Regions from separate parts of the Homo sapiens genome. Here regions 2 and 3 are each linked to region 1. Evidence: chromatin loops called from intact Hi-C (ENCODE). Cell type or tissue: mammary epithelial cell. All regions are shown on one strand. Links, peaks and the distances in the headings refer to the core of each region. The heading gives the core; the rest is flanking DNA.

What was found. Hi-C counts contacts between places; a loop is a spot of excess contacts. Peaks named below come from ENCODE experiments on the same cell type or tissue, not always from the same donor. Only the 100,000 strongest peaks of a DNase experiment are listed, where the experiment ranks them.
Region 2: it touches region 1 in a loop (9-fold over the local background); 12 of 110 quality-filtered maps call a loop at or near these places.
Region 3: it touches region 1 in a loop (8-fold over the local background); 2 of 110 quality-filtered maps call a loop at or near these places.

Annotation. Positions count from the first base shown.
Region 1 is chr2:287,708-295,447 of GRCh38, reverse strand. It overlaps ALKAL2 (ALK and LTK ligand 2), which reads left to right and starts at 7,357. Exons shown (of 6, transcript NM_001002919.3): 1 at 7,357-7,435; 2 at 7,556-7,740. The coding sequence starts at 7,613. It overlaps LOC101927262 (a long non-coding RNA gene), which reads right to left. Exons shown (of 3, transcript XR_007085917.1): 2 at 4,697-4,770; 3 at 1-3,300. LOC105373346 (a long non-coding RNA gene) reads left to right here. Exons shown (of 6, transcript NR_189079.1): 6 at 4,328-4,507. In mammary epithelial cell, for the core only: a CTCF peak has its summit at 5,120; no DNase peak of the experiment used is centred there; H3K4me3 peaks cover 1,151 bases; H3K27me3 peaks cover 1,043 bases.
Region 2 is chr2:632,644-640,383 of GRCh38, reverse strand. No RefSeq gene overlaps it. Among named protein-coding and RNA genes, the nearest start is that of TMEM18-DT, 41 kb to the left of the region's middle. In mammary epithelial cell, for the core only: a CTCF peak has its summit at 3,208 (motif pointing right); no DNase peak of the experiment used is centred there.
Region 3 is chr2:138,350-146,089 of GRCh38, reverse strand. No RefSeq gene overlaps it. Among named protein-coding and RNA genes, the nearest start is that of FAM110C, 96 kb to the right of the region's middle. In mammary epithelial cell, for the core only: a CTCF peak has its summit at 3,808 (motif pointing right); a DNase peak (open chromatin) is centred at 3,829.

The sequences.
Region 1 (7,740 bases), core at 2,492-7,491:
GTGGGCAGAAGGAGGCAGGACTGGTCTGTCTGCCTACGGCCCCAAACCCTTTTGGTCCATCATCCATAGCTACCTCCATAAAACACAGATCTGATGATGTTGGTCCCTGCTCAAGGCTTGTCAATCATTTACCACTGCCTGCAGGATGAAGTTCAGAGTACTGAGAGTGGCATTGAGAACAGCCTCTTGTCCTCTTCTCTCTCCTACACTCTGTTGCAGAAGGGACCCTCACACATTCCAAGCGCACTGTGACCCGGCACCTTGGCTTCTTTACATGTGCATTCCCTGCCCCTTTCATCCATAAACCAGCCTCAAGGGAGTGGCCCCACACCCTACACTCCGTCCAGACTCCAGGAGCACACGACACACGGGACACACTACACCAAACAATGCAGGTTTCTTGTGGACAGAATTTCTCCCCTCTGTCCCTGAGCACCCGAGGACTCAAGCAATGGCTATGGGATGTGTGAGCAAATCAAAAGTTCTCAGCACAAATTCTCCCTTCCTTCCTGGAGGTGCAGACTGTTTCTGTTTGACGTCCATTTCCAAGCATGTCCAACCCATGGCCCATGGGTCACATGCAGCCCAGGACAGCTTTGAATGTGCCCAACAGGAATTTGCAAACTTTCTTAAAACATGATATTTCTTTGGTGATTTTTTTTATAGCTTATCAGCTATTGTTAGTGTTAGTGTATTTTACATGTGGCTCAAGATAATTTTTCTTCTTTCTTCTTCCAGTGTGGCCCAGGGAAGCCAAACGGTTGGGCACCCCTGCCTCCCGTTTCTCCCGGGGCCAGTAACTGGTCTGCCTTACACTGGTGCTGCCTGTCTGCTGTGGTCTCAGCGTCTGTGTCTCTCCAAAGTGCTTGTGCCGAAACCTGATCCCAAGAGTGATGGTGTCAGGAGGTGGGGCCTTTGGGAGGTGATGGGGTCCTGAGGATGGAGCCTCATGAATGTGATTATTGTCCTTAGAAAAGGGACCCCAGAGAGTCCCCTTGCACCCTCCACCACGTGAGGACTCAGTGAGAAAGTGCCATCTATGAGGAAGGCGGGCCTCGTGTGAGGACTCAGTGAGAAAGCGCCATCTATGAGGAAGGCGGGCCTTGTGTGAGGACTCAGTGAGAAAGCGCCATCTATGAGGAAGGCGGGCCCCACGTGAGGACTCAGTGAGAAAGCGCCATCTGTGAGGAAGGTGGGCCTCGTGTGAGGACTCAGTGAGAAAGCGCCATCTATGAGGAAGGCGGGCCTCACGTGAGGACTCAGTGAGAAAGCGCCATCTATGAGGAAGGCGGGCCCCACGTGAGGACTCAGTGAGAAAGTGCCATCTGTGAGGAAGGTGGGCCTCGTGTGAGGACTCAGTGAGAAAGCGCCATCTATGAGGAAGGCGGGCCTTGTGTGAGGACTCAGTGAGAAAGCGCCATCTATGAGGAAGGCGGGCCCCACGTGAGGACTCAGTGAGAAAGCGCCATCTGTGAGGAAGGTGGGCCTCGTGTGAGGACTCAGTGAGAAAGCGCCATCTATGAGGAAGGCGGGCCTCACGTGAGGACTCAGTGAGAAAGCGCCATCTATGAGGAAGGCGGGCCTCGTGTGAGGACTCAGTGAGAAAGCGCCATCTGTGAGGAAGGTGGGCCTCGTGTGAGGACTCAGTGAGAAAGCGCCATCTATGAGGAAGGCGGGCCTCGTGTGAGGACTCAGTGAGAAAGCGCCATCTATGAGGAAGGGGGGCCTTGTGTGAGGACTCAGTGAGAAAGCGCCATCTATGAGGAAGGCGGGCCCCACGTGAGGACTCAGTGAGAAAGCGCCATCTGTGAGGAAGGTGGGCCCCTGTGAGGACTCAAGAGAGAAAGCGCCATCTACGAGGAAGGGGAGCTTCATCAAACACCCAGCCTGCCTTGATATTGGACTGCCAGCCTCCAGAACTGTGAGGAATATGTTCCTGTTGTTTATAAACTACCTGTGTATGATATATTGTTCTAGGAGCACACATGGACTAAGACAGTGTCTCAAGCACTCTTTGCCTAATGGACTGCATTATAATAGTGGCAAAAATATCAGAGACAGCAGTCTTGAAATGTCCCCACGGTTTTAAGGAAGGGTCAGGTGAGCAAAATATAGACTGTTCTTATGAATTCATAGCCCTAGTATATCCTAGCCAACCACACTTATATACCATCCTAACAGCACAGGCACTGGGCCTGGGGCAGCAGCAGGGGCCCTCACCCACAGGTCTGAATCCTACTCCACTGGACTGAGCCCTCACCCACTGTTCTGAGTGCTGGTCACATGGAAACTTACTAATTCAGGATATTTCAGTCCACTTCTAACTATAGATTTTCTATGCAGCTGTGAACAAGTCACCAAATTCTGATGCCCCAGACATTCTCTAGGATTGGATAATGCTCTCTTTCATGCCATATTGTAAGGGATAAAATACAGGAAAAAAGAGGCCATTATGACAGCAGACACTCTGAAAGGCAGTAATAGCAATAATTGGTCAGTTAAAAGAAATTTAAACTATACTAAAAAGTTAACATACTTTATCTTATTTAATGTTTATAAAACCTCTGAGGTTGTACGTACTCCTGTCATTTCCGACATGAAAAAACTGGGCTCAAAGAAGTTGTCTTGCCCAGGTTCACACAGATGTGAGCAGGAATCAGAACCTGAGCCCATTTCTGTGGCTTTGAAGCCCACGTCCTTTGCAGTCCGCTATGCTGCATTCTTGAAAGAAAGTGGAGTTCAGGTGAGGTGACTCTCCATCTGTTCCTCCCACCCTCTTCCTACAGCCCAGTCTTCCCAGCAGATCCAAGAGGTTCTGGGGCCTCCTCCTTGGAAGTTTGCATATGCAGTTCCCTCTATCCAGGAGGCATCCCCATCACTGTGCTTAGCTTATCCTAGAAACAAACAACAACCCACTTTGGTAGGTGGTGCCTTTATGACACTTTGGATGTCTCTGTGATGAACCTAGATCATTGTGTGTGTCACTTCTGATCAGGATATCTGATTTCCTGCAGAAAACAGATGGAATGCAGATATATTGGTGTTGTTACTCAGCATCTATGACTATATTTTGTTGAAATATTGTCATGGATAATATTTTTCTGATATGTTGATGATTGGTGTGTTCTTTCAAATTTATTCTTACTACTTCCATCAAAAGATGTCAGATTGGTGCCTCCAAATGGCAAGTAAGCATCACAGTGGTTTCAGAATTTATAACTAAAATCCAGTTTGAAGGAACAACGTAAAGTCCATACTTCCTTTAAGCCTTTCCCCATGAAAAGTCCTCTTTATCTTGGCCTGGAACAATAAATTTTTTAAAAAAGTAAATCAGCCATGCTATCTTATCCCAACCCTTTAAATACAACTTTCACCTAATTTCTCTCCTGAACATGCATAGCCGTGTGCATCTGCAGATGCAAAAGCAGTGTTGAAGAATGGGAAGGGGTGGATGACCATGTTTTTGGAATCATCTTCTTCCTCCCTAGAAGGGGAGAAGTGTTACATAGAATGCTGTACTTCATTGATCTAGAATAAGCTGCAGATATCATGCATACATTATCACTTGTAAGAGTCTATATTTATTACATTTATACTAGGAAAATTAATCCTGTTAGAAAGCTTGTCTTCCTAAATGCTTTAAACACTGTCTAGTACGTGCCTAGCACACTAATAGCATTTTGATAGCTTAAAAAAGCAGAATTGGTAAATATTAAACAGTAAGCAATATTTGTTTATAGTACATGATGTTATCCTTTATGAAAGGTGATTTTTTTCTACAATACAAACTTCGTTAGATTGTTAAATGATTGCCATAATGATTGAAAAATATAACAATTCATTTTAAAGCATGTGGTTAACACAGGTATTTTAGAAGTCTTTGAGGGCAGCTAATATTCATCTAAAATTAAATACGTACCCTCTGGATGAAGAAAAAAAATGATTGCAGTCAAAACATCAGAACTTTAACCTGTTTATGAATTGAAAAAATCAACTCACCCATCTCAGGACCTATATATAGTACTGTTAGGGTAGATTAAATACAGGTTTTTTTCCTCTGCTCGGTTTTCTTCCTATGATCCAACACAGTTTTCTCAAAAAGATAACCAAACTAAATCAAATCTAGAAAAAAATTTTTCCAGTAATTCTAGAATATAGTTTGTTGCTAATTGTATCTCTTTTCTTTTTGGCTTCCTGCTTGAAAAGCACGGGTTTGAAGGGGTCCACTTACATATTTTTTTTCAAACGTGGGTCGAAAACACAGCAGCTGGAGGATGCGAAACGCACACAGAGGGAGGGCAACTTTCCGTATTTGCGTGTTCCACAGGCCCCACTGTGAGACGTGAATGTGCCTGGATTTCGGTATCTGCTGGAACCAGTCCCACGCTATACCAAGGGATGACTGCACACCTATTTCTGATGACTGGAGAACTCCAAGGGGTTCGTCTTGACAATACCATTAACTTAAAAATTCAATAAAGATTAACAAATCGGTGGTACACTCTAAGTTTGTTAGTCTGTAAAAATTGTTTCTATAATATAAAATGAGCAGCACCTAGATAATTTTGGCAGAGAACTTTGTAAAAATAAATGAACACATAAATTGTCTGACTCTTAATTGTAAGATCTCATTAATCCAAAGACCAACCAAGCATCAGCTCTGTTGCTGTTGATTATCCACCAAACCTCTACTAACCTGGGCGGAAGTCTTGGCCCACACTTGGATGGTAGAAAGGGCTCATTCAAGGAATCCATTTGTCCCATTAAAAACTGCAAAAGAAAAGACATAATATTAATTACTAGCAAGGCTTCCTCGGTAGGTAGAATTTGTGTGTGTTGGGGGAAATAGATCCTACTAGCATTTTATAGAAGAAATTTAGCTTTTGATTTTATAAAATACTATTCTAATAGGTCTATGTAAATTTAAAATAATACGTGAAATGTGTTTTCTTCTTTTTACCATACAAAGATTTTTTTGAAAAACTGTCTTACACCAAGCTATTTTACAACAGTAAAATCTTCTCATGGTTCTATTTTTCTGGGAACTGCGGTGTCCACCAGCTGCGAGGTGGGCCCGGCAAGCAGGACCGGGAGCAGGGCCGGGGAGGGCCGGTTCCATCGCCAGGCGTCGCTCTTGCCCGTGGAACTCAAGTGTCTTCTTGGACATGGGAAGGGGAAAGAGAGAAACGAAAAATGCCTCCTTTTATGTGCCTAAGGTCTGTTTGACATAAAATTTTACTTTTTCCTGAGTGTATTTTAGCAGAAATGTTCACATTTCAGTCATGTAGCTTGCAAAAAGAAAAAGAAAAGCCTCGCTGTGAAATCAAACCATCTGTTTTTCAAGGGAGCGGAGAGAACGCAGATCCCAAGGGTGTGGGGCGGGGTCCGGAACCGGCACATTTCATATCTTCTCTCTCCACGCTGCCTCCCCGCCCAGCTCTGCCGGACACTTTCTCCTCCTGAGGAGACAGACCCCGTGCAGGAAGAGAGAAAGGACGCGGGGACGGGCGCAGACGGGGCCTCTCCGGGAGCTGGGGGATCGGGGCGCGGAGCCTTCCGCCCGCACCGCCCGCGCTCACGTGCGCCTGGGCCAGCACCTTCCCGCCGCGGTCCTGCGACTGCCCCGATCATGGTGCAGGCCTTTAATTCTCGCCCACTCCGCCTCTCTGATTGCACTCAGAACACCTTTCCCAAACAGATCGCGGACTTGGAAGACGTCCAGCTCTTGCCCAGAAAGCACCAATCGAATGGGAAAGTGCGCAACTGATTGATAATACATTTTACAAGAATAAAATAAAAGAGGCAAATTGCTGAACTTTCACAGATGTGCCGGGCTTCGGCCAAAGAGCCAAACTTTCTTAAAGACGAGTCCGGGAGGCAAGTGCCCTCCTGCGGGCGTTCCCTGCCGGGGCGCGAGGGACCCGCGGGCCGAGGGTCCAGCGCAGAGGAGCGCGCAGATGGCGCGGTCCTTGCCGGGGAGGGACCTTCGCTCGTCCTCTCGCAGGGGGTCTGGGGAGGGGGTGCAGGTCCTGCCCCTCCTCGGGTGGTCAGCTGTGCGCACCTCGGGGGCCGTGGAGAGTCCTCACCCGCCCATCTCCTGCCTCCTGGCCGCCCCGCCTCGGGGACCAGGGCTTGGGGACCCGAACCTGGGGACTGGGCTCGGGCGGGGCAGACCCCTCGAGGTCCGGAGAGCGGATCCCTCCAAAACGGATGGACTCTAATTGACTTATTAAATGTCGAAGCAATCAGGCAGCTCCCTTTTTAATAGCCCAAGATCTACATTTAGACAAAAACAGAACCGAGTTCCTGGTAAAGGCGTTTCTTCTCATCCTGTCACAAGTGACAGGAACGGAGGGAAACAGACTGGGGGAGGGGCGGGGGGAGGAGAACAGGGGGAAGAGGAGGAGACGGGGAGTGGGGGAAGGTGGGGCAGGAGAGGAGGAGACGGGAGATGGGGAAGGTGGGGAGGGAAGGGGCGCGGGAGACGGGGCGCGGGCGAGGGGGAGACGCGGTGGAGATGCGGGTGGGGGGACCGGGCGGGGGCGGGGGCGGAGTTGAGGGGGAGCGGGAGACGGGGGGAGGCGAGAGCGAGGTGAGGCGGGGGGACTGACGAAGATCCGCATGGGGGTACTAACACTTCAGCGGCTTCTAATTAAAGCCCCGCTCGGAGCCCTTGGGGACCCGCCTGACGTCGGCGGGCGCGGGGATAAGAAGCTCCCCGAGGTCTGAGGCGGGACTCGGAGCCGGCGCACCCCAGGTCGGCCGTGGGTCCAGCGCTCGGAGCGGCCGAGTCCCCGCGTCCCGTGCGCTCCGCCCGCCGGGCATGGAGTAGTGGCGCAGCTCGGGGCGCGGGGACAGACGTGCGCACAGACGGCGACGACTCCGGCGGCTCCAGGTAACCGGCCCGGCCACGACGCGCAGGTGGCTCCCGGGTGGCGCCGGGCAGGTGCGGGAGGGCGCCATGGCCGGGAGGTGGAGGGGCTTCCAGCACGTGGCGCGGCCGGGGCCAGCGCGAGGGTCCGCACCCGGCCTCCTCCGTGGGCTTCGGGGACTCGGCGCTCGCCGGCGACCACCGCGCAAAGGCGACGCTGGAAACTTGAGCGCGGCCGCCGGGCCCGGCGCGCGGCGCCGCCTTCTTGGAGAGCGGTAGGCGCGGGAGCGCGGCCCCTCCGAGGTCCGCCCGCGGCCGGGGAGCTGCCTGGCACCCGCGGCTTCCAAAGGGGAAAGAAAGTTGCGCCCGCGCCAGGCGCAGCGCGCTCGGCGGACGCGGCCTTTCGGGCGAAAGTTAGGAGGGGCCGGGCTGGCGGGCGGGCGGGTTCCGGGGGCTCCTTTCCGCACCAGCGGCGGTCGCTCCCCGTGGGCGGGACCTCGGGCGTGATCGTCGAGGAGACCGCGGCTCCCTCACCTGCCGGCTTGTTCCTCGGGGTCCGCGGAGGTGAGGGGCCGGGTCCAGCGCCAGCGGCTCCTCCCGCCTCCCCTCCCCTCCCCCGCCCCGCGCTCCGTCCCCCTCCCCCGCTGACTTTCTCTCCGGCCCCCCGCGCCCCTTCTCTCGCAGCGAGCCCAGCTCTCGGCGCGTGTCGGAGTCTCCCAGCCCCGCGGCCCCGAGCGCACGATGCGCGGACCCGGGCACCCCCTCCTCCTGGGGCTGCTGCTGGTGCTGGGGGCGGCGGGGCGCGGCCGGGGGGGCGCGGAGCCCCGGGAGCCGGCGGACGGACAGGCGCTGCTGCGGCTGGTGGTGGA
Region 2 (7,740 bases), core at 856-5,855, 350 kb before region 1:
CACCTGGAATTCTAGGACATTGACAACATTAATGTTCAGATGCATTTTCTTTGTCAAAATTAACTGTCTCTCTCATCCTGCGAGGTCTGGGGTTCACTCTTGTGATGAGGCCCAGTTACTAGCACCTCTAAATGTAGAGTAATTTATTAGAATTTAAGAACCTCATCCAAAAATGTCTTTGAACCACCTAGTTCCAGCCAAGAGTTCTGGGATTTGGTCAATTACCCTCATTTACATCTCCTCTGGGGCGTTTAAGACAAAGAACTGAGATGCCCTCACGGGTGCAGGTTAATGTGACTGTGCCTCACAGTTTTGTTTGTTTTCTAAGAGTTGCCATATTTTGTGAGCAGATCCAAAAGGCTCCGTTCCACTGTTTTTCTGTGGCTTGGTGGCCTCCAGCTTCCCTGGCAGTCACAAGCATGGCTGTGGGTGCAGACATGCAATCCTCAACAGCACCTTGGCGGCTCACTCGTTTGATTCTCTGCAGGTGAGACTGCCAATATTCTACAGTTTGTATTCTACAAAATCAGCACCTTGGGAATGATTCCAGCTAATACAGCAGACATTAAAGATACAAGCCCGGTGTCTCCACGGGTGAGACAGTCACGGGGGATGCTGGAGAGAGGGCAGAGCTCTTGGGTTCTTCCTGGCATCCATTTGAGGACTGTGTACTCACAATGTTAACTCACACAGTTGATGTTCTCATTAATTCAAGACCCTAGAACTGCCAGACTGAGAGGAACAACCAGGGTTTCCCCATCAAGTCAATGTCTTAGTTAACCTGTGCTTCTTTATTTTGAGCAAAAGTAGGGATTGTTTTCTCTGGAGATTAGAGGTTCCTAATTTTGTGCACACCTACTGACAGTTCGTCATATCTATACATACGCATATGTGTTCATGGGCCACATAACATTTCGGTAAAGAATGGGCTGCATATACTGAAAATCCCTGCTGCCCAGGACAGATGCAGCCATTGTAACCATGCTAAGGTCCCAATACAACACTTTCCTTACGTGTGGGTGCTGACGCTGGTGTAAACAAACCTGTCGCACTGCTAGTTGTATAAAAGTGTAGCACACACAACTATGTACAGTATGATTAATAATAAATGACTGTGTCGCTCTTTCATGTATCTATTATTCTACAGGGGTTCCCAATCCCCAGGCCGTAAACCAGTACCAGCCTGTGGCCTGTTAGGAACTGTGGCACAGCAGGAGGTGAATGGCATGTGAGTGAGTGTCACTGCCTGAGCTCTGCCTCCTGTCAGATCAGCAGCGGCACTGGATTCTCACAGGAGAATCCAGTGAGAGCCCTGTTGTGAAAAGTGCATGAGAGGGATCTAGGTTGTGCACTCCTTATGAGAATCTAATGCCTGATGATCTGAGCTGGAACTGTTTTATCCAGAAACCATTCCCCTCAACTCTGGTCCATGGAAAAACTGTCTTCCACAAAACCAGTCCCTGGTTCCAAGAAGGTTGGGGACTGCTGCTACACTATATTTTTAGCATTATTTTAGAATGTACCCCTTCTACTTAAAAAAAAAAACTGGTTAACAGTCAAACAGTCTGCGGCAGACCCTTCGGGGAGGATTCCAGAAGAAGGCATTAGAGATGACAGCGCCATGTGTGTTACTGCCCCTGAGGACCTTCCAGGGAACAAGATGTGGAGGGTTAGGGTTAGGATAGTGATGTTGACGATCCTGACCCTGTGTAGGCCTAGGTTAATGTGTGTGTTTGTGTCTCAGATTTTAACAAAAAAGGTTAAAAAAAGTAAAAGTAAAAATAAAATTAAAAAAGCTTATAGAACAAGGATATAAAGAAAGAAAATATTTTTGTACATCTGTACAATGTGTTTGTGTTTTAAGCCAAGTGTTATTACAAAGAGTCAAAAAGATTAAAAACTTAAAAGTTTATAAAGTAAAAAGTTATTTCATTAAGGTTAAGCTAAGCTTAATTTATTATTGAGAAAAGAGAAATATTTGCGATGAACTGAGTGTTGCCTAAGTGTACAGTGTATATAAAGTCAACAGTAGTGGACAGAAATGTCTGAGAGTCTAGGCCTTCACAGACACTCACCACTCACTCACCAACACCCAGAGCAACAACTTCCATCCTGCAAGCTCCTTTCGTGGTAAGTGCCCTATACAGGTGCACCATGTTTATCTTTTATACCATATTTTTACTGCACCTCTTCTACGTGTAGCTATGTTTAGATACACACTCTCCACTGTGTTACAGCTCCCTGCAGTTCCAGCACAGCCATCTGCTGTACAGGTTCGTAGCCTAGGAGCACGAGGCTACACCTTATGGCTGAGGTGTGTCATAGGCTGTAACTTCTAGACTCTGTTCACATATACCCTATGATGTTTTGATGTTTGCACAATGACAAAATTGCCTAACAATGCATTTCTCAGAATGTACCCCCAGCGTTAAGCAATGCATGACTGTACACATAAAACCTATACAACCAGGAATCAAGTGGCCAAGGCTAGAAGCACATGTGTCCAGCCATGCGTAGAAGCAACACAGAGTTTCTACTGACACCGAACTTCACTTGAGTTTCGAGGCCCTGCAAAAGGATGGTCAAGAAGCTCCACCCTCCACGTTCCAGAAATGGTTCCCTGCGAAGATCACCTTCCTCGCAGGTCGTAGAGGAGACCCAGGGGTCCTCTTTCTACCCGGGCAGGCCAAGCTCAGACCTTCCAAATTCCCTGTTCTTGTCTCACAAGTAACTGACCACGGTGGACGAGACACCCACAGTGACGGAGCCATCCAGTGCTCCGTACAGGGAGTAGCAAGCCCTGGCCTGCTTCTCCAAGCGTCTGCTAACCCCAGCCTAAGACCCCTCCCGCTGACCATCTCGCCCATCCTCCCCCATAGGGCGTCGCTCTGGCGGTGGTCATTCCTTCTCATATCAGAGAAGCACATGTCTTCCTGAGTGGGAGACGCTTCGGGGTCTCCTGGCTGGAACCTCTCCCTGTTGAGAGAACCCTTCCTTACCTGAGTTCAGATGTGTTATTTTATTGGACACAGCACCACCTAGATATGTCCTATTTATCTGCAAGGCAAGTGCAAGAAAACCTGCTAAGATAATATGTGTGATGCAATCTGCATATTGCAATGTTTTAGTTTTTTCCCATTTTATAGTCAATAACTTGGGCTTCATTTTCCGTTCTCTAAAATGAGGGCTGAGAAGAGTTAGGCAGCATGTCAGCGCTAGGTGGCGCCCGAGGATTTTTCTTTTAACAAATGATCCCAAATGTTCTGGAATTCGCGGTTCTTCCCGCCCAAAGCGCCGCCGCGTCCAAGGGCGGTTACCACACCGCGTGCCAGGGCGCGTCTTCCCTCCCGTGGGCCTCGCAGCGGTCCGGGCAGGTGGCTGAGGGTGGCCCGTGTTCGTCTTTCCCAGCTTTGTGGAGGTGTAGCTGGGCCTGTGGGCACACGGACGCCCTCCCGATTGCGCTGATGGGCCCGGGGACGGTCCCTGTGTCCCTGGAGCTGACAGAGCCGCCATGCGCGGCCGAGGACTCTGCGGATTCACCCTGTTCCAGGCTGCGCCGACTCCGCTCGCTTCACGTGTGCTGTTTCCTCACAAGTCGGGCCGGACGCGGATACACCCGCCTCCGTAGGCCTGAGCGAGCCTGAGCCCCTGGGCGCGCCGGGTCCCCGCCGAGGAAACGTCCCATGTGGAGACACGAGGCTGCTGTGGACGCGCCTCCTCCCTCTTCCCCGGCGCGGCTCCCCCGCACTGGCGCTGTGGACTCGGTGCGGCTCCTCCGCAGCGACAAAATGGAGTCATCAGGCCACGCTGCTGCGATGGAACCCGAGGCCTGCGGGGCCGGCAGAGCCCGCGGCGTGTTGGCCCTGCTCCTCAGAGGGGCCGGTGAGGGGCCTGTCTCCCCGGGGTGGGCCGGAGCCAGGATGACCGAGCATCGCAGCCGCGTGGACGGACCCGGGGTCAGGGCCCCGGCTGGACGGTGAATCCGGGCGCCTGGAGCAGCGCAGACCCCACGGGCCTGTGGGGTTGCTGGACCTTTTAACCGCGTCCCGGGCCGGGGGTCCACATCCCAGTTCCGACTGCAGCGCCACCTGCGTCCCGGCCTTGGGGGCCACCGTTTCCCTCCTGGGACGGACGGCGCCATCCCTCCGCCTCGGCTCCAACAGCTGGGGACGGCGGGGAAAGTGGCAGCCAGCGGCGTCCGGGGCCACCTGGGACCGGGCTTGTCACCTCGCATTCCAGAAAACACAAAGCCCTGAGCGCCGGGGGACTTTCTCTAAAAACACAGTTGGCCACGCCTCACTGAGTAATTCGTGCTTCTTCATTTTAACAAGACGGATCATTCGTACACCAGCCAGACCTCACTCCAGCCCTAAAAGTAACCGTAACTGTAAAAAATATCCAACAAAGCTAGATGTGAAAACTGGTATGAACTGTTAAAACAAGCATAATTTTATTTGGCTTAATTGCTAAATACACTTATATGTATTGCATAATATGCTCGATATTATACAAATATGTTTACTGAAGAGATAGCAAATGTCATATGCCAAGGCCAAATCAATTGGGGACATGAGGTATTATTGTCCATGTTAACTTTTTAAGCAAAATATATTCACCTTCAGCTAAAATTTTCATTTAAAAAAGTTAAAGATACCGTCAATAAGAGGATTATAAAGCTCTTTTGACTCATGAGTAATGAAAAGCAACCTCAACATATAAAAGGAATTTTAGCCATTGTGAAATAATATAATATATATTTAAAGCTGTGATTTTTTTAAATCAGCTTTCCTGCAATAGCATATTTAATGTGTCAATGATAGATATTTAAGGTAGCAGAATTAAAATATTAGTAATATGGACGTAATCATGCTTAAAATCTTAATGTTTTAAGACATTTTTCATCAAAATAGGTAACCTCAGTACTTTGCAATTATAAACAATGAGGTGTATAGTATGTACTTTGTTATTATTGTAATAAATGTTAGCTAAAGGATAAACCTTACTTATCTTCCCACCTAATATATTACTCATGAATTGAACTTTCAAGCAAGGGTGGCAGAAAATAAAACAGAAGAGGCGAATGTTAGCTTCCTGCAATCCCATGTGTGTGGGAAATGTGCGTCTAGCGGCAGGCTGTGATTACTGCTTAATGAAGGCTGATATAAACCTCACCCCATGCCTGCCGGAAACAGATTCATTCACACGATGCTCCAGCCTGGGACCAAGGCACGCAGTGCACAAGCAGCAAGGTTGGGAAATGCTCCTGGAAGCAAAAGTCTAAAAACCTGGGCACGAAATGGATGGGATATTCAGGTTTGTCACACGCAACTGGATGGAATTAAAATAAGTGACGTGAATTGACATACTGAAAAATTCAGCGTGATGTGTAATGAGGAAGATGATGTCAGTAGGAAAACACAGAGACCTGAGCCAGTTGTAGGGATGAACGAGAAATAGGCCCCAGCATAAGTCACCCGAATCCCTGTGCTCCCAGCTGTGGACTTCTGCCCTTCCCCTCCCTTCTCCTGTCTCTTTCTCAGTCTCGGCCTTGGTCTGTCGCCTGTAACAAGAACTTTCAGTCAACTTCCAATCAAAGGCACCTAAATCACAGTCACTGAAGCAAGGACAAAGTGCCTGAGTCATACATTAAAGGAGTGGCAGGAATCTTGGCTAAGGGAGTCACTTCGAATTAATACAGAAATGCACATAAATATAAACACATAGCTGGGCGCAGTGGCTCACACCTGTAATCCTAGTACTTTGGGAGGCCGAGGTGGGAAGATCAGTTGAGGTCAGGCGTTCAAGACCAGCCTGGCCAACTTGATGAAACCCTGTTTCTACTAAAAATACACACGAAAAATTAGCTGGGCATGGTGGCACACGCCTGTAATCCCAGCTACTCAGGAGCCTGAGGCAGGAGAATTGCTTGAACCCAGGAAGCAGAGGTTTTAGTGAGCCGAGATCGCGCCACTGCACTCCAGTCTTGGCGACAGAGTGAGACTCTGTCCCAAAATAAATAAATACAGATAGATATGCATGCAGATGGTCAGAGTGCCTGCTGCTATCCCTGGGGGCCGGGCTCAAGTCTCCCTGTGGTATCTGCCGAGTCTCCCAGGCGCATGCCTGTGTCTGCTGCTTCCCCGCTCGGCTGCCGACCCTCAGGTGCTTTTCTGCACCATGTGCTGTGAGAAGCTGGGGCACTGGGGGTCAGGACCAGACCCATCCATGTTCCTAGGCCTCCCTGGAGCACCCAGCACCCTACATTGATGATAAGGAATACCTGCATCTGCATATTTCTATAACTTCATGATGTTCTTCTGTATCTGGCGATGTCATTAGCAGCTATCCCTTCAAAGGTGAACTCACTCAATTCAGTAATTACAGAGGAAGAAAACTGAGACGAGACCGTGATGGGACTGGTGGGTGAAGAGACGACTGACAGCACTGTCTGTGGGCACCAGGCCCTTAGACCCCTCAGACACTGCTTGGCTTCATTCATTTATCCCATCAGCAAATGCTGACTGACATTTTATTTTTCTTACCTCTGTTTCTCTTACCACATAAGAGGTGGTAAAACAAACAGAGGTAAGAAAAATAAAAATGTTTTCCTCCCTTGGGAGCAGACCTTCTCTAAGAAGGAATTAAATGATAAAGACACACAAACACAATGAAGCAGGGTAGCTGCGGATTGTGACAGCTCTCTAAGAAATAAGCCGGGGCCATGATGGAAGGGGGTGGGGATCCTTGAGATGAGATCAAGGACAAAAAGGAAGTCGTGGGACAACTAAGTGGAAAACAGTCCAGGCCAAAGGAAGCCAAGGGAGAGCAACATCCCCACCACAGCGGGGGGTTTCAGGGACACTGGAGAGGGGGCATCATATGATCATGTAGGTTTCTTAGGAAACGGAAGGACATTGGATTATATAGCTCAAGAGAATTGGAGAAAACTTGGAGGGTTTCAGTAGGGACAGGACATGATTATATTTAATTCAAAAATGCCACCCTGGTTTGTATCAGGCACAGATTGCAGAGACCTAGTGCAGGACCAGAGGTGACAGATGGGGTGAGGTGCACCCGGTTATGTAGATGGTGATGTATGGTATTAAAATGTGTGTAGTAGAAAAGAAGAAAGGCCGATAATTAATTACCGTCATCTCAAGAAGTTAGAAAAATGTCAACAAGTGAGCATCAAGAAGGAAAGAGTTGTAAAGATTAGAGTGGCAATTAACAAAATAGAAAACATCATAATATAGAAAACCTGAAGATGAGAATAGTCATTTGAAAACAGTAATAAAATTGGCAAATCTCTACAAGGACTTGCAAAAAAATTTACTTCAGCATGAGGATATCAAGAATAAAAGTGTGTCTAACATTATAGACTTCAGAGTAAACAAAATAAAATATTTAACAAATTATTAAAAAACATAACTTACTAAAATAGACAATATATTTCCCCAGTAACCATTAAAATAGAACTTATTGCCAAAAATCTTCCCCCCAAAAACTGCACTTTAGGACTTTAAATTACCTTTAGACAGTGTTTAGATTCATGTCAGTTTCAATAATGGTTACTTACAAAATAAAAAGTTAACAAGAAAGGGAAAATGTGAACTAAATCACTCAATCTAATAGGAGTCAGGATAGTAGAATATGAAACACTGTTAACAACTTAGATAAATATAAACCATAAAATAAGCCACTAAACATCAACTCAAATATATCTCCCATCAAAATGAAAAT
Region 3 (7,740 bases), core at 856-5,855, 150 kb after region 1:
CCAGCTACTTGGGAGGCTGAGGCAGGAGAATCACTTGAACCCGGGAGGCAGAGGTTGCAGTGAGCCAAGATCACACCATTGCACTCTAGCCCACAAGAGTGAAACTCCACCTAAAAAAAAAAAACAAAACAAAAAACAAAAAGAGGCAACCAAAGAGAAAAAGAAGTAAAAGTGTCTGCTTGGAGATGACAAGAACTTATATATACAAGCATACCTCAGAGATATTGCAGGTTTGTCTTCAGTCCCCTACAGTAAGGACATGTCATAATAAAGTGAGTTACACAAACTTTTTTTGTTTCCCAGTGCATATAAATGTTATGTTTACATTATCCTGTGGTCTATTAAGTGTGCAATACCATTATGTCTAAAACAATGTACATCCCTTAATTAAAATACTTTATTGCCAAGAAATGCTGATACAGGTACATGAAGTGAGTACATGCAGTTGGGAAAACAGTGCTAATAGACTTGCTCAATACAGGATTGCAACATGCCTGCAATTTGCAAAAACAAACAAACAAAAACCCACATTGTCTGCAAAGCACAATAAAGTGAAACTCAAAAAACAAAGTACACCTGTAGAGAGAGAAAAAAAGATACGACTGTGAACAGACTAATGGACAATAACAAAAGTTCTAAAATAATTAACACGTAGTTGAAGTTTCACCATAACAGAAGAGACAGAATGAACAAAAAACACTTGAAATAATAGTTGAAGCCTTCTCAAATTGTTGAAAGATAAATTCACTGATTCAAGAATCTCAGCAAAACACCATCAAGATGAATAAAAGAGAAACACGACTAGGCATATCATAATTATAAGGAATTAAGACATTTCGTTAAAAAGAGAACGTATTGCCAACATATTTGAACTACAATAGAAATAAATTGTCTTGGAATTTCCTAAAAAAACCATGATATTCATGCCACCATAACTATGAACATTCATTCAATTCTAAAATAACCCTTGAGTGCTTCCTCTGGGCCAGGCACTGTGATATGTTCTAGAAATACACGGCTCCTTTGGCTCATTACCTTCCCCACCTGGCAAACATCTATTCATCTTTTGGGTCTCAGCTCAAGCACTCTGTCCTTTGTAAGTCCTTTGCAAACTGCTCCAGATAATTTACCTTTTTCACATCAAGAGTGAAACTGATTAACAGGCTCATATTTTGAGCCAGGGCTTTCGTTCAGCTTGGGAGAGTGATGCAATTAAATGAAAAATGTCAAATATCAAATTTGAAGAAAGCCTTTGTAGCATAAAGGTCGAAAGAAGCAAACAGAAAAGAAACACAGAGATAACAAAGACAGGAGAAAATTTTTTTCTATTACATTTAGAAGGTGGTTTTATAATCAGCTATGAAGCTCTAACAGGGGCTCTTGAATGCAGGTTTCTGATAACTTTGGAGATTTTGACATCAGAATAGAGGAAAAACATTCAGGAATTTGAAGAGCTAAAATTTTCATTAATATCAAGCAGGACAGGAATTAACTGCATAAACTGAACCAATAGGAGACTGGAGTGATCCTTTTGGCATTTTGCTTAAAATATTGCCAATCCTTTGTTTTGCTTTTCAGAGTCAAGGAAACTTTTCTTTTGAGCTATTGACAGCTTTTTAACAACTTAGTATACTCCCATGAACAAAATTTGGAGTATATTTGTTTCTCTCTACTTGGTATTCTCCAGAATTTGGAAACTATTTGTGAGTATTCTCAAGTTACGGCAATATACTTATTTGTGTAAGTGTAGTAAGAATCTGTCTTCTTTTGTAACAGGACACAATTGGAAAAACTGGTTATTTTACCAAGGCTTTGACTGGAATTGTATTCTTTCCTTTTAGGAATCAAACTTAACTCATAAAGCCAATAAAGCCCTTGGGAAACTGGCCTCCTATTCCATGTACACAGTCCCTGTACAGGGTTTCTGATCTGTGGTAAGTAAAGAATGTCACTTTCTGACAGGCCAGGAACCCCAAGTTATCTTGGAACCTCAAAAGGAGAGGAATTCACCCAACTCATAGGTATTTGATGGTACAAATCCATGGCTGGGCTTGGCTTTAAAAAAGCCTTATCTCAGATTCCTTCTACAGAACAAAGTTCCATAAAAGCCAGTTTAAAAGGCTGATGTGAAAATAATTATTCTTGCTGCACTTTATACAGATAATCTGACCAATTATAATAAAGCAAATTAGTCCTACCATGATTTGTCTTTTAATAAAAATGGGAAACTGGAGAGATAAAAATTATGTTTCAGAAACTATAGTACACTTCTTGCTAAATTCTAGTCTTGCCTGATGTTTTCCAGTTTTTATTATTTTCTATGGTTGAGATTAAATTCTAATTTTTCTGGCTACAGGTCTCCAAAATAATGTTTTCAGTTTTTTCCTTTTTCCCCATTTTTCCTGATTGGAAATCACGGAAACCTAAGCTGTGCTTTCATAAAGCCCTGTGAACTGAAGACTAGACAACTTAAACCTCAGAAGAAAACAGCAACAACCTGTTTACATGTGTTACTGTTGCATACTATTACGTTTCAGCAGGCGCTGCCGCTAAGCTCCTGAAACAGAGAGTGCCGCTGGGAAGAAATCGACCTCTCCCACTCCAGTGCTGCACACAGTGCCCCATCACGACGACCCCCTCTCAGCAGGAAGCAGCCAGGAAGATTACAATGCCCCATCTCCCTACGATTCTCGTGATAAATAAATATACAAGCATGGTAGAAATCATGTGCAAATTGACAGTGGGGATTGTGGCGGGCCAGGTCTCACTAATGCAGGCCTCCTTCACAACTGTTTCAGTACTGACTGAGTGGTTAAGTTAAATATTAAAAGCTAAAAAAGCCAGTGCCCTTTCACAAAGGCTGGAATGTAACAAAAGCCCACCCAGAGTTTTGCCTAAGCTTTTCATGGGCCTTAAAGCATGACAAAATAAGGAAGGAATTCTGAACAGGACTCGTTTAGGATTAAACAAGTTTTATTATCTGTATTTAATAAATGTATTCATATAATAAATATAAATTTGTTTTAAATGTATTTATAAAGATATTTAAAGCCAAAGAATATAAACTTTTCAATAGTTCAAATCTATATTGCTGCTTTGCTTTTCTGATAGATTGTTCCAGTTTATGGTTTATCATTAAACTATTTACAGGATGCTGTCTCATTTTTAAAACTCATAATCTGAAAGATATTTAATGCTTATTTTTATTAGTTTTCATAACTAGATTCTATGTTTTTCAGTGTACCCCTTGTTTTATAGTATTGTGATTATTCTTAGTTATAAACCCTTGACCTGGACGTTACTGTCTGGGGATTCAACCTCGAGTCCTTACCAGGAGTCACGGCCATTTCAGTCACAGGTGCGGTCACAGGCGAAGCTCTCGTGAAGCCGAGCTTCTCCTTCACTGTGATGGTGGGCGAGTTATCAGCAACACCTGGCGGGGTCTTTCTTTTTTTGGTTTTGAGACGGAGTATCACTCTGTCATCCAGGCTGGACTGCAGTGGCGCTATCTCGGCTCACTGCAAGCTCCGCCTCCCAGGTTCACGCCATTCTCCTGCCTCAGCCTCCTGAGTAGCTGGGATTACAGGTGCCCACCACCAGGCCCGGCTAATTTTTTTTGTATTTTTAGCAGAGACGGGGTTTCACCGTGTTAGCCAGGATGGTCTCGATCTCCTGACCTCCTGATCCACCCCTGGCGGGGTCTTTCTTAGCACAATGATCATCCAGTCTTGTCACTGGAACTCTATGTAGCTTTTTTCTGGTCAAAATTGATAGCACGTCTCCTTGGGGACTTTTCCAGCATCTGCCACGTGATGGCAGAATAAGCCTAGAAAGATGGCAACCCAGTTAAGTAGTACATCTATGGTGTTTTCCTTTATAGGTAAGCAGTGAACTTAAATCCTGAATTCATAGGTCACTAGATGTTAACTCCAAAGGCGAAATAGCATGCTTGCTAGGAGTTGATCTTATTTTTAACAGGACCAGTAACAACACTCGAATAAGCCATTGGTTTGGTGTAAGTTAACCAAATAATTCTTTAGGGTGTGTGATATGGTTTGGATTTGTGTCCCCGTCCAAATCTCATGTCAAATTGTAATTCCCAGTGTTGGACGAGGGGCCTGGTGGGAGGCAATTGGATCATGAAGGTGAATTTCCCCCTGGCTGTTGTCATGGTAGTGTGTGAGTGCTCACGAGATCTGGTTGTTTAAAAGTGTGTAGCACCTCATGCTTCCCTTTCTTCCTCCTTCTCCAGCGTGTGTAGCACCTCATGCTTCCCTTTCTTCCTCCTTCTCCAGCCAAGTAAGATGTTCCAGCTTGCCCTTCGCCTTCTGACATGATTGTGAGCTTCCTGAGGCCTCCCCCTCAGCATGCTTCCTGTACAGCCTGAAGAACCATGAGCCAATTAAACCTATTTTCTTTATAAATTGCCCAGTCTCAGGTAGTTCTTTATTGCAATGTGAGAATGGACTAATACACTGTGGTTTAGTCATTCTACCAGCCCAGGAGCTTGGTGATAATAAAGAGTATAATAATTTAAAGACCTCTGTAGTGTTTTAAAGAGCCCCTAAATTAGCCCCGTAGAAACCAAATGGCTTATCTACTGGATTTTACATGTTCTGGAATCCCAAAGGTTAGAATGATAAAATTCAGTAATGATATGATCATTGTTTGAGCATTTGCTTTAGCACGTGAACGCCCTCCGGCCATCCAGGCATCATACACATCCCTGCTAAACAATAATTCTTAACTTCCGAGGGCACAACTTCTGTAAAGTCCATGTTTGTCCAGTTCTCAGATCATGTTGGCCTCAGCGGGCTTCTTCGACTTAACTTGGGTGTTTCCCACAAATAACTTTGCTGACAAACAGCACACCTTTGTGTCATTTCCTGAACTATTTGACCCTATAGCAAATGTAGTAGAATTCCAAGGTTTTCAGAGTATTCTTTTGTTCAAATGAGCTTGCTGATGGCATGAAAAATCCACTCAATCGTACAACTGGGGGACAGGAATAATCCTATTGAGGACACCCCATTTTCTTTCTTTCTTATTTTCTAAGTCTTGGAGGGTTGTTTGTTGCTGAAACAGCGAATAGGAGTTCCTCTGCAGCAGTAACGGGGCTTCGACTTCCGCAGTTCAAACTTTATTAGCCCTTTTTACTTCCTTTATATGTTTCATCTTGTTAGGTCTGTAATGCAGTCTACAGTGCATTACAGAAATCTGTAAAGACAATGGCAGTGACTCTAGTAAGACAGCAGTTCGTTTCCCAAGTGATATTTTAGTTCTCATTGATATTAGAAAGCCTCTATTCTTCCAAATTTGGCCCGTGACACGACAGACCCCCAATGCATATTAGCCATCAATTAGACATTCTCCCTTCGTAAGACAATGGCCAATTATGCAGTTTGCATAACAGCTTCGGGTTCTGGCACCTGAGCTGATTTTACATTTGAGAGAACTTAAACCTCCCCATGTGTCTCGCACGAGACCAGTCACTGAGCACTGTTGAGTCAGCATTGGGACCAGGAATATCAGCCGAATCAGACCCAGACTGAGCACCTTGTGCTGTAGCAAAACGTGGCCAGCATCCGGCAACAGAAAGGTCAGATTCAAACAGTTCCTTCTGCCTGGAGTGCAATTCGATAGACTAGTGCATAACTAGTCTGGCGGTGCACCGGTGAGTATGGTGTCTTACAGACTTGCAAGGACTCGTAAAGTAGCAGTAGCCCTTTGCGTTAAGTGTAAGCTAAATATCCTAGAGTCCAAGTAAGAGCCTTTGCAGTCTGGAGGCAGCTGCTGTTACAGCTCATCGACACTCTGGTGTCCCCAGAGCAACAGAGAAGGGCCTGTGGTCAGGGTCTGATTCAAAGTAGCCACACCTCTAGCCTCTCCCTTGTTCTCTAACAGAAAAGACGTTTGAAATGTCATCTCGGGTAGGCACCCAGCACAGATGGGGAAACAAGGCTTCCTTAGGATCTGGAAGACTTCTTCAGCTTATTTAGACCACAGTAAAGTTCTGGTGAACTCCTCATGTGACATCATAGCAAGAGGCTTAGCTTTTTCAGAATAGGAAAGGACCCGTAGTCTGAACCCCCAAACAACCCCCAAACTGGCAGAGTTTGTGTATATGTGTTAGATAGTGTGTGCTTAAGATAGGCTGACTTCAGGATAGAACCGGTTTTCATCTGCCAGCCTAAAACAAATGTCCCAAATTCCTGACTTCACTTTGATAATACTGCAATTTATTTAGAGAAGCAAAATTTTTATTAAATTGAAAGTATCTTGTTTGTAAGCACATACAGTGTTAACAGCTATTAATAAATCGCTCACATGTTGAATTAGTATGAATTAAAGGTGGGGAAAAGTTCTCTTAGTTCTCTTGTGAATGTCTAGAAAGTATAGCAGGCAAATCTGAGGATCCGTCACCACAAATGCGGAAGAAAGAAGATTCCAGGGGCACTCAAAGAAGAGCCTGGTACCTCAGTGAAAAGTACAGAAAAGACGCAGAATGCAGCCCCATATGGAACAATAGGAATCAGAGCAGCCTCAACCTCACGTATTTCTCGCAGAGCTTGTACAAATCTACGGGCAATTTCTTGCCCAGTTTTCATTCTTTTTCCCAGGTAATTTGGGAATATAAAAAGGAAAATGCGCCTCTCTTGACTATGCTCTGTTTTTCTAACTCTCTGAGTTTTTTATTCCTTGTATTTGAGCTAGAATGAGAGGATGTTGATTTACACATGTCCATAATGTTTTTGTTTTGTTTTAAGCTGTGAAAAGGGGATGATCTCCATCTGTTTGTGCTGCTATAACCAAATACCTGAACCTTGGTAATTTATAAATAGTAGGAATTTATTTCTCACAGTCCTGGAGACTGGGAGTCTGAGATCAAGGCTTGGCAAGGTCAGAACCTGGTGAAACTGCTCTCTGCTTCCAAGGTGGCACCATGACAAGCGCTGTGTCCTCAGAGGGGACGAGTGCTTCATCCTCACATGGTGGTAGGGCCAGAAGGGCAAAAAGGTGGAATGCTGTGTGAAGCTTCTTTCACAAGGGCCTTAATTCTATCGTGAGGGAGGAGCCTTATCACCTCATCACCTCCTAAAGGTCCCGCCTCTTAAAACCTCGACATCGGAAATGAAGCTTCAACACACATTTTGAAGGGGACACAAACATTCAAACCAGAGCAGGATTCAATTTCTTTTACTAACCCATATTATTTGTTCCTTGAGCCCTTCTAATTTGAGATGCTTTTATTTTATTTTAATTTTTAAAATAAATTTTATTGTGTATATTTAAGATGTAAAACATGATGCTTTAAGATACATATATATACATATATACAGTAAAATGGTTATTATAGTGAAGCAGATTAACACATCCATCATCTCACATAGTTACCCATTTTTGTTTTTGTTTTTGTTTTGTGGTAATAGCAACTAAAATCAACTCATTTATCAGGAATTCCAAATACAGCACAATTTTTTTTAACACTAGTCCTCATGTTGTACATGAGATCTCTGGACTTGTTTATCCCACACACCTGCTACTTTGTACCTTCTGACCTATATCTTCCCATCCCCCACCCTCTCCAGTCCCCCTGGTAACCCTGTTTCATTCGCTGTCTTTGTTTACCTGTTTTTTTAAAAGATTCAATATGTAAGTGAGATCATGGAATATTTTTCATTCTTTGTCTGGCTTGTTTCACTTTGCATAGTGTCCTCCAGGTTCATGCATGTTGTGGCA